2 separate regions of the Mus musculus genome follow, and region 1 is linked to region 2. Evidence: chromatin loops called from intact Hi-C (ENCODE). Cell type or tissue: gastrocnemius. All regions are shown on one strand. Links, peaks and the distances in the headings refer to the core of each region. The heading gives the core; the rest is flanking DNA. Region 1 overlaps Asap1 (ArfGAP with SH3 domain, ankyrin repeat and PH domain1). Region 2 holds the start of Cyrib (CYFIP related Rac1 interactor B).

Region 1 (5,372 bases), core at 289-5,288, 54 kb before region 2:
CCAGCACCTGTTCAGAGAGCCTTCGCTGACAGCAGAAGCCAAGAACTAATACACCCAACCCCCACCCCTTGTAGCCTCCCTGTGTAATTTTATCTCACAGGGACGTAAAAAAAAAAAAAAAAAAACATAGAGTGCTCCATCTGGCTTAGTGCCAGGCATCACTCGCCTGCATTGAATAAATTCTAGCTAGCTCTTTACTGAACACCCAGAAAACAAAGGCTACATTTATTCAGCGGTTCAGCTGCTGAAATGGGCTTAGAGGTTTGGCCATAGCAACCGTGGTTAACGAAGGATAGACCACCTATCCCTTCCTTTTACAGGTCAAGCCCATGCTTGAAAATAGAACTTACTCTCCTGACTGAGTTCCCCCTGGCAGCCTATCGTGGGACATCAGATTCCGAGCATTGGACTGTCTGCTGCTGACACAGATAGACAGCTGCCTATCTGACAGCTGCCAGGCACTGAACCATAACTGTCCTTAACCAGCCGGGCTCACTTGCTCTTACATGGGAGAAACTTACAGTGTAAATATGATCCTTAGAGGACACTGTTAAACAGTCAGCTAGCACCCTGTGCAGAGGGCCTTGTGTTTTGTGGTCCTGTATTTTTTTTTTTTTCAATCTATCCTGCTAACTGGAATAACTATCTACTTGTAACAAAGCTGTCTGGAATCAGTCATCCTTTGGATTGTCATTAGTTTCTCTCCACAGCAAGGAAGGCCCTGGTCCTTGCTTATAGCACAAGCTACGCTCACAGATACAAATGTAGGAAGCTCGGGATCATGACTTCCTGGGACAGAACAGGCACCTCTGACAAAGTCCCCCACAAATAGGGGAGTGCAAGAGGCAGCAAGAGAGAAAAAAACCTCCTCTGAGGCAAGCTCAGAAGGATTTCCAGAACCGTCCAGTGACCTCATCAGAACTCAGGGAAGTTTGATCTAAATTCCCATCAGCCAGCAGCATCCCAGGCCCACATTCACCATCCTTCCAGCTCAGGCAGTCAGATGCCTGGCTCTCTGCAGAAAGGAGTCCAGAGAGAATCCCTGAAGGTACAAAGCTAAGTGTGTAGATCTTTCTCATAACCAGCAGCCCCCTACCCAATACAATTTAAACAGAACCGCCTCGGGGTCACCGGGACCCTGAGGTTTTTACTGGTTTTCAATCTTTGCATTTGAATGCTATCATAGAACTTTGGTTTCTTTAAAGCTAAGAGGAATCTGAAGGACTATATCCCATTGTACAGGCAAAGAAACTGTGCCCTAGTAAAGTTAAGGAATTTCCTATAGATCACATGGTGCTGTAGCAGGAGAGCTGTAGCAAGCTATGGCAAGTCACCCCACGGTTTCTTTCCTTGTTGAGGGAGATCCTCTGTCTTTCTCTTACCTGCCTAATGGAGAGCACATTGAGGCAGTGTATGGAGAGATCCTCCTGTTAGGTCTGCTGGGCTGTGGCTGCAGCTGCTTCTGGAGTGGAGGATCATGGGAAACCAATAGCTGCACAGCTCATCTCACAGAACAGGTACTTGCAAGTACATAGTGTTTGCTTGCTTGGTTGGCTAACTTAGCTGGTTTACAATAATGTTAAAGTTTAGAGTCATGGCTGTCTGCCATTATTCATCTTCATGCTTTTTTGCGTGTCAATGGCAAAAATGTATACCCACCATCGAGCCATTACTTCTCACAAGATTGAGGACTGTAGGAAACACTCGACATAGCACATGGCACCATGTGATCCATTGGGGTTGGTTCTCTCTGCCACTGCCTCTTTTAAGGCGTTTTCAGGGAACTATGGACCAGAGTGAAGTTGCTCACTAGCTGGATTAGCATGTACCATATCGAGACCTGACGCCTGCCTGCTTTTTAACTAAAAGAAACTTTGTAAAGAATAAGTCTGATCTCAAGGAGCAAAACTCGGTTTGAAGAACTAAGTTTTTAAGCTTTTAGAAGCAGGAACAACTAGTGTGCTAGAATCCAGAAATATTACTGCTCTGAATAGCATGTGAATACTAACCGTTGCATCTCATGTGTACATGCTATGATGGAGACCTCCTACCTCATACAGACTCCACCCTCAGTCTAGACCCCCGGGATTCCTACTCCATGAGGGCCAATCCTGCAGAGTTACCAGAAGTAAGGATTTGGTGTTTGCCTTGCTGAGTCACTGCTTTGAGCCTGCACAGTGAAATGACAAGCAGATGAGACCGCACAGCTCCACCGAGTGCACTCATTCAACAACTATTTCAGGAGCAGGGATACAGGGGAGAGTGAAGAAGGCCTTCTGCAAAGTAAGAAAGCAAGCAGAAAATGCACCATCAGGTCAGTAGGGGGCAGTGCAGGAGGAGAGCAAACCTGCTTTGAAAGCCAGGTTTCTTTTTCCTCCTGCCCTACTGAAAACTTCTCCAGAACAGGAGCTATAGTCCTGTTGTCTCAGCACAGTGCAAGATGGGGTTCATCTGTCAGATTATTAAGTGTAGAAGCAACAGAAAGAATAAGTGAAAGCATGTCTCAAAAGATGCACAGCAAAAGGAGGGAGTGGGCACACATGGAACCAGACCACATGTCCTAGGGAAGTGGCGGTGCACTTACCGGAGAGCGCTGTAGAAATGCTTATAGCAATTCTACCCAGGACAGCTGTGGAAGCACTTTATACAAAGCATCGCCTTCTCTGAGAGGCCTGAAGTCTAAGAGACAAGTGGAGATGGGGAGACCCCCTCAGCTTCCTGCCGTGGCTTGCCATCACTGGCTGAGTGCTACAAGCCTGGCAAGTGTTCATACGTTGGTGACTACCGCTCCCTGGGGCTTGTATCTCCTGGGATAACCCTTTGAGCGGCTTGGTATAACAACTCACGCGCTTTGCCTTTAAATCATCGCATTAGATTTATGTTTATATTTAGCTTTGCTTTTGTTGTTGTTGTTGTGGCCCTTTTCCAGTTTCCCACCATATATTTTATTATTTTAATAATTGTTAAAGCTTCGTTATTAAAAAAAAACAATTTGCAAATAAATAAAAACACCACACACCAAAACTAACCAGATGCAAGATCTTTACAATTCACTGACCTTACAGTTAAGATAGGCATTCAGAACGGAAGCTGTGATGTACCAAATTCCTTTTTAAACACATTTCCTGAAGCCCCGTGGGCTGACCAAGAGCTTTATCTTCAACAAGGGTCACTAACACAGGCTATCTGGTCAAGTCACCTGGCCTCTAGGGTATGAAAAAAGAAGCAGAGGTAATCCTGATTTCTCCTGCATGGGGAGAGATCAAAGTGTGTGCTTATGTAACTGTTACAGAACCAACCCTAACTCCTTTGAATCCACTACTGTTATCAGTATCAGAAAGGGACTGAGGGACAAATGAACATCTAAGGCTACTCTCTGCAAAGAAATCAACAAAGAAAAACATGTCACCCTGGCGCTCCTTCCTTCCTTATACAGCACCTGGCTTTAACTACTGCTTACTAAGGTGATTAACATACTATAAAAAACCATGGGACCAGCTACATAAAAACAGCCACATAAATTTAAAATACAATGTAGGACATGTTATTATAGCAAATAATAATGGATTGTAGTCTTGAAAGTTGCTAGGACAATAGATTCTGAGTGTTCTTACCACAATAATATATTAGGTGAAAAATGTTAATTGACTCATTGAATCATTCCGTAACGTGTATGTGTTTCAAAATAGCATCATGTGCTCAATGAACATATATGACATTGTTAATTAAAAACACAAAGGGAGCCGGGCGTGGTGGCGCACGCCTTTAATCCCAGCACTTGGGAGGCAGGGGCAGGTGGATTTCTGAGTTCGAGGCCAGCCTGGTCTACAGGACAGCCAGGGCTACACAGAGAAACCCTATCTTGAAAAATAAATAAAAAATAAAAAATAATAAAAATAAATAAAGGGAAAACCATTAGTAAGTGATAGAGCTTTTCTGTGTGCTGGTAGAGTTACTCAGGTATAGCTTCAGTCATTAAGTCTTCTGTAAGGCATATTATTGTCAAGACGGCTTTTTAAGCCGTTTTCTGTGAACTTTGAAAGTTGTACTTTTTATTTGGTCTCCAGGTAGAAGACCTGGGTTTTCACCTTTACTGAAATCCAAATGTGCAAAATACTGGAAAATCTGTGCATTGATGCCCAGGCTTTACCAGGTCCAGCACTGGGACAGAGAAAAGCAATACCATCTCCCCTGTGAAAACATGCAGACGGAGCAGGAAGAAGAGCAGTCACTGTGGTACAAAACGGGGTATTCTTGTCCCTGGCAACCTTGCTCAAGTCTTAGACATTAACAGCAGTCACTCCAGGGAAGAGAAATGCATTAAAGAAAGATTCTGGATAAAGTTACATATGAATCCTCCTAACAAGTGAGGGCAGAAAAAAAAAGTATTGAAATCCTCAAAACTGAATAAAAATAGTTTTTAAAGTAGGCAGGAAGTGAAGAGAGATCCCCACTGTGCATGTGGGAGTCAGGAAGAACAACCTGTTGTCAGGCCTGAGTGTTTGGGCTTGAGTCAGCTCACCGTTCTCTGAACTCAGCTTCTTGCCATGTCTGACCAACTTTCCAAACTCTTGGATCTGGATTCAGCTTGGTTGGTAGAGACTGGGTGACCCTTGCATGACATCATCCCTGAAGTCACACATACCTCTGTTAGCCTTTTACTTCAGTATTTAGAGCCTCCCTACGTGACCTTTTGTAAGATGCACTTCACCAGAGAATCCCTAGATGGTGATAGAGATGAAAGTACAAGAGAAACTCACTATTGTCTGTTACCTATTCTGCATTTCCTCTTTCCACTTCCTCCTACTGGACCTGGGTGTTTTCCCCGGGGGGGGGGGGGGGGGGGGGGTCAAAGGCTGAAAATGCTGCCCTGCATCTCAGGAGCCAGCAGCACTGACTGCTGGAGCAAGTGTCTGCTGTTTCTAAACCTGCTTTGTCCCAGATCCGTGCCTCCTATTCTATGGGGTCTGTCATGCCAAGCTCCTTCCCTGGATACATGATAGGACCGTACTAAACCCATATCTCACAGGATAGTACTGAAAGTTAAAAGAAATAACCTATTCAAACCCATTTGAAGAGTGCAAAGCTCCGTGCATGTGTAAGGCTGTAGTACAACCTCCTTATGATATCTAAGACATTAGTAACTAATAGTGTGACTAGGTATTGCTTTACAGGAACCATAAAGCTGCTGTCCTGTGTCACGTCAGTGAAACAGAATCAAGTCTATAACTGTGGTCATTCTCTTAATGTACATGTCTACCTTATTTAGATGATCATTGTCCACTGCCCTGTCAGGCTACCTCTGAGAATTAATGACTGAATCCTTGTTAGTACAAACCATTAATTAATAATTAAAACTATCTTTTAAGTTT
Region 2 (5,372 bases), core at 210-5,209:
TACATGTTCTGAGTTAATAAGTCTTGTTTTAGTTTTAGTTGCTGTAGAACTATTTGTAAAAGGCAGTGACCCCTCCCGAGGACTTCCCACCACACTTGCTTGCCGAGAGTCCCCCACTCTGATCCATTTCTGGTTGCAGATACAATGGGATACTCTAATATAACGTAGTTCATGTAACATCTACAGAGCCCAGATTCGAAAGCTGTTCCGAGACATTCCATGCGCTCTTCATGGCTATCCATCCCTGGGATTTGATTAAAGCATGAATTTATTATCTCAAAGGAAACCCTTTACACATCACACACTCACTTTCCAACGCTTCCTGCTCCCTAGTCCAGCAGTCCCCAGCAGCCCCCACAGGACACATGTTGTTTGGTTATCTGGTTGGTTTTGTTTTGTTTTGTTTTGTTTTGTTTTGTTTTGTTTTGTTTTGTTTTTCTTGAGACAGGGTCTCACTGTGTGGCTCTGGCTGGCCTGGAACTCACTATGTAGACCAGACTGTCAAACTCACAGAGATCCTCCTGCCTCTGCCTCCTGGGCACTGGCTTTAAAGGCATGTGCCACTGCACCCCACAGATTTTGTGTTTTTGAGACAAGGCCTTGCTCCATGGCCCCGCTGGCCTCGAACCTCTGATTCCTGGGCTTTGGAAGGCTCAAACTCCTTGTGCTGTCCATGAGAACCACTGTTCCAGCTTTAGCTTCATGCTACATACAGCAGGACACGCTACATCACGGAGAAGGATGTCCATCCGGCCTGATGTGCTGATGAGCCATCTGCAGGCATCTTCCGTGTGCACTACTGTGTCCCCGCACAGCATCTGGCCGGGCTCCATCTAGTTTAGCAGCTTCTGCATCATCTCTGGGATCTGTAGGGCCAGAGGGGAGGGGAGCCAGACAAACAGGCAAGAGGCCTTCCCTGAGTTTGCTTTGGTCATGTTGGGATGCAGCATGTGTTTAATTGTAAACTACTAACCCAGCAGGACAACAGTAAGTGCCTGAGTCACCTGACTTTCACCTTCTGTCGATTTTTAGGCAGGGCAGCATCCGCTCCTGCAAACACACACACAAAGGAAATACAAGTTTTTGCTCGAAAGATGCCATGAGATCCAGATTTTAATATTAAGATAAAAAGATGGCACCACAGTTGGCAAATCATGTAAAATTCATCATCTCATGTAGTCAGTCCTTCCTATACCGGAAGGAAGGTGACATTATCATATCCATTTACAGATGGACGAGTGACAGTGGGGGGGGCCGGGGAGGGGGTACATGACGTGCCTGTGCCTGTGTCGTTGGGAATGGCAGGTAGTGTTCCTTACAGGATGTTGGAGTTCACTATTTATTGTCAGGGTTGATCTCTCAGGCCACCACAGACTTGCCACAAAGACTCTGAAAACACTCTTTCCAGCTCTCCATTTGCTTGCATCTGACAAGCATACCAGAGTCTGATTGAACAAGCAAGACTCAGCCTCTGAATCTGGGAACAGACTTTCCTATCTGAGACACATGGGAATGACTGGTTGGAATTCAAGCTAGCAAGTGGTGAACTCAGTGGAACACAGGCTAAGTGTAGACCCCTGACCATGCCCTCCTCTTCCCCTGCTCTTCCCTGCCTCCTGCCCACACTCAGGCTGCACTCCAATTGCCCTAAGCTGTTTGAAGTCCCCCCAGCTTCTTAGGTCCTTGAGTCTTTTAACACTTATTCCAATAGGAGCAGCAGCAATGGTCATAGCCTTTCTAGGTTCTGTATATAGACTCATTACAGTCTGTTCCATTTCACATGGCTCAGACTGGGCACGTCCTTGGGCTTCAAGTGACACAACCTGGGTGCTTGCCTGGCTCCTCTGGTATGTGATAGGCATGACCTCAGGCTGATGCCATCTGTCCCTGCTTCAGCCTCTTCATGTGTAACTCTGGGCAGGCTGCTTCATGGACTGTGGTGAGAGCTAAGTGAGGTGGGCACAGCCTCTGGCACCTGGTTCACTCTGAACTTCCAGACTGAGGCCCTCCCATTTTGCATGCTCTCTGCTGTGCCCAGGTTTAAAACCTCTTCTGCTGTCCCCTCAACTTTATAGCTGACCGTTGATTCAATATTCAGACCACTTCTTACACTGTTAAGATGGCATCTGCTCCCCAGAGCCAAGAGTTCTGATGCCCTGGCAGGCTCTGATGTTGGACCAGGGTCATGAAGTGCAATGGTCAGGGAGGACTTGAACTCAGGCCCTTAGCCTCCCAGGCAATTCTTCCCTTGGCCTAAAAACCTCCAGAGACTTCTAGAAAGCACTTCTGCTTTCCCTTTGGGTTTGCTATGCCAAGTGGGCCACACACCCTTTCTCGCTTGTCCCAGTGCAAGCAAGCTTTCATCATCAGAGTGGCTCTACCCAGCACTACAAAGTTTTTTTGCAATCAAAAAAATTCCCTGAGAACCGTCCTGGAGGCCTCAGCAACCCCAAGTTCCCCGAATTGGCCCAGGTTAAGGAAAATCTGGACACACCCCTTTGTTAAAGATGAAATAGTCCAAGGTAAATCAGTCCCCAATATTGTACCCCCAAGCCCCTAGCACAGGTGGAGGGGTGATAAGAATGAGAAGGAGGGGCAAAAGTTGTGGATGTAACCCTTTTGATACCACGTTAGAGGTCAGGGAAAAGATATTTCACGGAACATTAAATATTCCTGAAAAATCTGGTTGAAAATCAAGATAACGATGACATGGACTTGAGGGCAGAGGAGTAAAGGAGAGGGGGAAAATGCCCCTTAATGATGTCCTAGGCAAAGGGAAGGACAGGGGTCCCCACACCAAAAATCCCAACAAGGAGATGGTATTTGGGGAGTTTCCCCTTCGCTAAATCACAAGTCCTGGGACGACCGTGTGACCGTGTGGGTAGCCCAGACCCCCTCCTCGCATCGCCTCTGCTTTATTGGTGCCCGGGCTTGCACCACTGGACCCCATGGGTGTTTTTCTGCCCGGCTCCCGCGGTCCAGGGGCAGCCAGGCAGGTGGCGCCCGAGCCGAGCGCATCTCGACCCCTCGTCCCAGGTGAGGGAGGGGCCGCGGGGACCCGGCGCCCTGGGGGTCGGGCCTAGGCGCCCGGGACTCGCCCAAGGTCACTGTGCGGGCTGGGGCGGGGGCGGTGCGGGGCGGTCCCGGGCGCGGTGACGCGGGGCCCGTGCTGCGGCGGGGCCCGGGCGCGGGGGGCGGCGCGTCGCGTCCTCCTTTTGTGCGGCGCCGGGCTGGGCTGCGAAGGTAAACAGCGCTTCCTCTTCCTCCTCGCCGCCTCTTCCTTTTATAGCGATTTCTGGCCGCGCCGGGGCCGGGCCGCTGCTGCTGCCGTTTGCTGCTGCTGCTGTCGCTTGCTGCCGCGGCGGGGCCGCTCGCGAACCTGCGGCGGGGACGCGCGAGCCGCCGACCCGGAAGCGGCGTGTGTGCACCGCAGGCTCCCGCCGCCAGCTCGCCCGCCCGCCCGTCGGGCCGCCAGGTACGTGCAGGGCCGGCCGGGAGCCTGCTGCGGCGTCGCCGCCCTGGTTCACCGGGCTGCAGGGAGGGAGCGAGCGAGCGCCTGGGGCGCTGTGCACTGGGAGGCTGGGGCGCGGGGTCCGAGTGGTTGTCCCCGGGCACACCCCTCTTGCAGGCCAGGTGAGCGCTGCAGGGCCTGACCCGGGCTCCGCGCTGCCCTCCGCTAACTTCATTTTGGGGGTGGGGGTGGGGGTTCCAGGCCAGGAGGCTGAATTGAGGAACCAAAAGGGCGAATAGACTCGCACCAGCCTGACTTCCTTCTGCTCCGACCCCCGCCGGCGTTTAAACAGCACTTCCTCTTTGCCCGTTATGTTTTCATCATCATCGGCATCATCATCATCATTATCAGTTTTTTTTTTTTTTTTTTTTTTGAAAAATGGAAGTTTAGTGTTCAGAGGTGGAGGCATTTGGAGCCCACAGGGCTTTCTGGGGGTCGTGCACACACAGTAGGTCTGGAAGGAATCCGTGTGTCCTCTGAATGTGGGTCTTGTGTCTGGGGTGGGAGGAAAGAGGAACCCGGACTTCCTTTGCAAGCAGAGCCCTAGGGGGTTGTCTCAGATCCCCACCCTGCCGCTAGAAATGGAGGGGTGGGGGAGGGCTTGAGTGTGAAGGTGGCGCAGCAGGGAGAGTCACGTGGCTGTGCACCTCTGTCTAATTCTTGGTCCTACCACTCACAAGCTTTGTGACCTTGGCCAAGTTGTCTGCATTCTCTGGGTCTTTCGGCTCCTTGTGTCTGTAAAATGGGCCGCTCTCAGTTCTGGCCTGCAGTAAATGGGACTAGGTTTCCTGGCCTTGAGGTTCAGGGTGGGAATGTCACCTCCCCTTTAATGCCTTCATCCCTTAAGACACGTGCCGGGCGGGAGCACAGGGAGGCTTCCTATAGATAGTTGTGAAATGAATTGGTGGCTGGTAAATTTTGAGAAGTGAGCCCGTAGGCTTCCTCATTTTTGCCTTCTTTGCCCTTAACTTCCACCCCATCATCACCAGAGCCATGTTTTGTTACTTCAGCCTCCAGAAATCCGCGGATCCCTGGAGGAAATAGGGACTCCCTCTGAGGAAGCTTCCACTCTGATTTTGATTGAGACTCTCCCTATTCTTGGAGGGTTGTATTCAGTGTGGAGAAAAAGGAAGCTTTTTTTTTTTTTTTTTTTTTTTTGCGATGACAGTGGAGGTGGCTGGCAGGGTTGCCAGCTGGAATGATTTCCCAGGCCCTGGGCTCCATGTAACTGGGAAGGAGGCTGGGGGAGGTGGCTTTTTCTCCTGTGGTGGAGCCTGCAGAACAGGTCACCTGGCTAGGCTTTCTTCCTGGAGGCACTTTGTAATAAGTATGCTGTAGATTATGAGTGTGTGTGTGTGTGTGTGTCACAGAGAGAGAGAGAGAGAGAGAGAGAGAGAGAGAGAGAGAGAGAGAGAGAGAGGAGGGAGGTATTTGTGCACTTTGGGAAATTTTAAGGAAATGTTGCTTTGTCTAACAGCCATTTCCCCCCTCTTTCTTTTCACATCCAAAGCCTTGTGTGCATGTCTCTGAAGTCTGAGAGCGACTGCTTCTTGCTTTGTTAATTTCTTGACGTGTTGAGACAGGACCTTATGATGTATCACAGGCTGGCCCAGAACTTGTGAATGTTCCAGCCTCTGCTACCCAAGTTCTGAGACCACAGGTGTGTGGCACTGTGTCCCTGGTCACTTCCATTCATTTACTACCGAGGCAAGCAAGCTCCTCCATTCAGAGACACTGCTACACAGCTCTTGTTAATGCACATGGTGGCCACAGTCACCTGTGTGGCAAGAGAGAATCTTTCCATTTCACCCAGACTTGGTGTGAGGCCAGGGCTTCCTGTTACTCAGCCTGGGAGAGGCAG

What was found. Peaks named below come from ENCODE experiments on the same cell type or tissue, not always from the same donor. Only the 100,000 strongest peaks of a DNase experiment are listed, where the experiment ranks them.
Region 1: a loop joins it to region 2, with 5 times the contacts of the local background. A loop is called at or near these places in 6 of 42 quality-filtered maps.

The regions. Positions count from the first base shown.
Region 1 is chr15:64,112,738-64,118,109 of GRCm38, reverse strand. The region is part of intron 25 of Asap1 (ArfGAP with SH3 domain, ankyrin repeat and PH domain1); the gene reads left to right. Among named protein-coding and RNA genes, the nearest start is that of Gm20717, 17 kb to the right of the region's middle. In gastrocnemius, for the core only: a CTCF peak has its summit at 2,326 (motif pointing right); a DNase peak (open chromatin) is centred at 2,301; H3K27ac peaks cover 1,750 bases.
Region 2 is chr15:64,058,298-64,063,669 of GRCm38, reverse strand. Cyrib (CYFIP related Rac1 interactor B) reads left to right here and starts at 3,222. Exons shown (of 13, transcript NM_001360036.1): 1 at 3,222-3,475. In gastrocnemius, for the core only: a CTCF peak has its summit at 2,984; DNase peaks (open chromatin) are centred at 3,296, 3,475, 4,130, 4,718 and 2 more places; H3K4me3 peaks cover 1,981 bases; H3K27ac peaks cover 3,895 bases.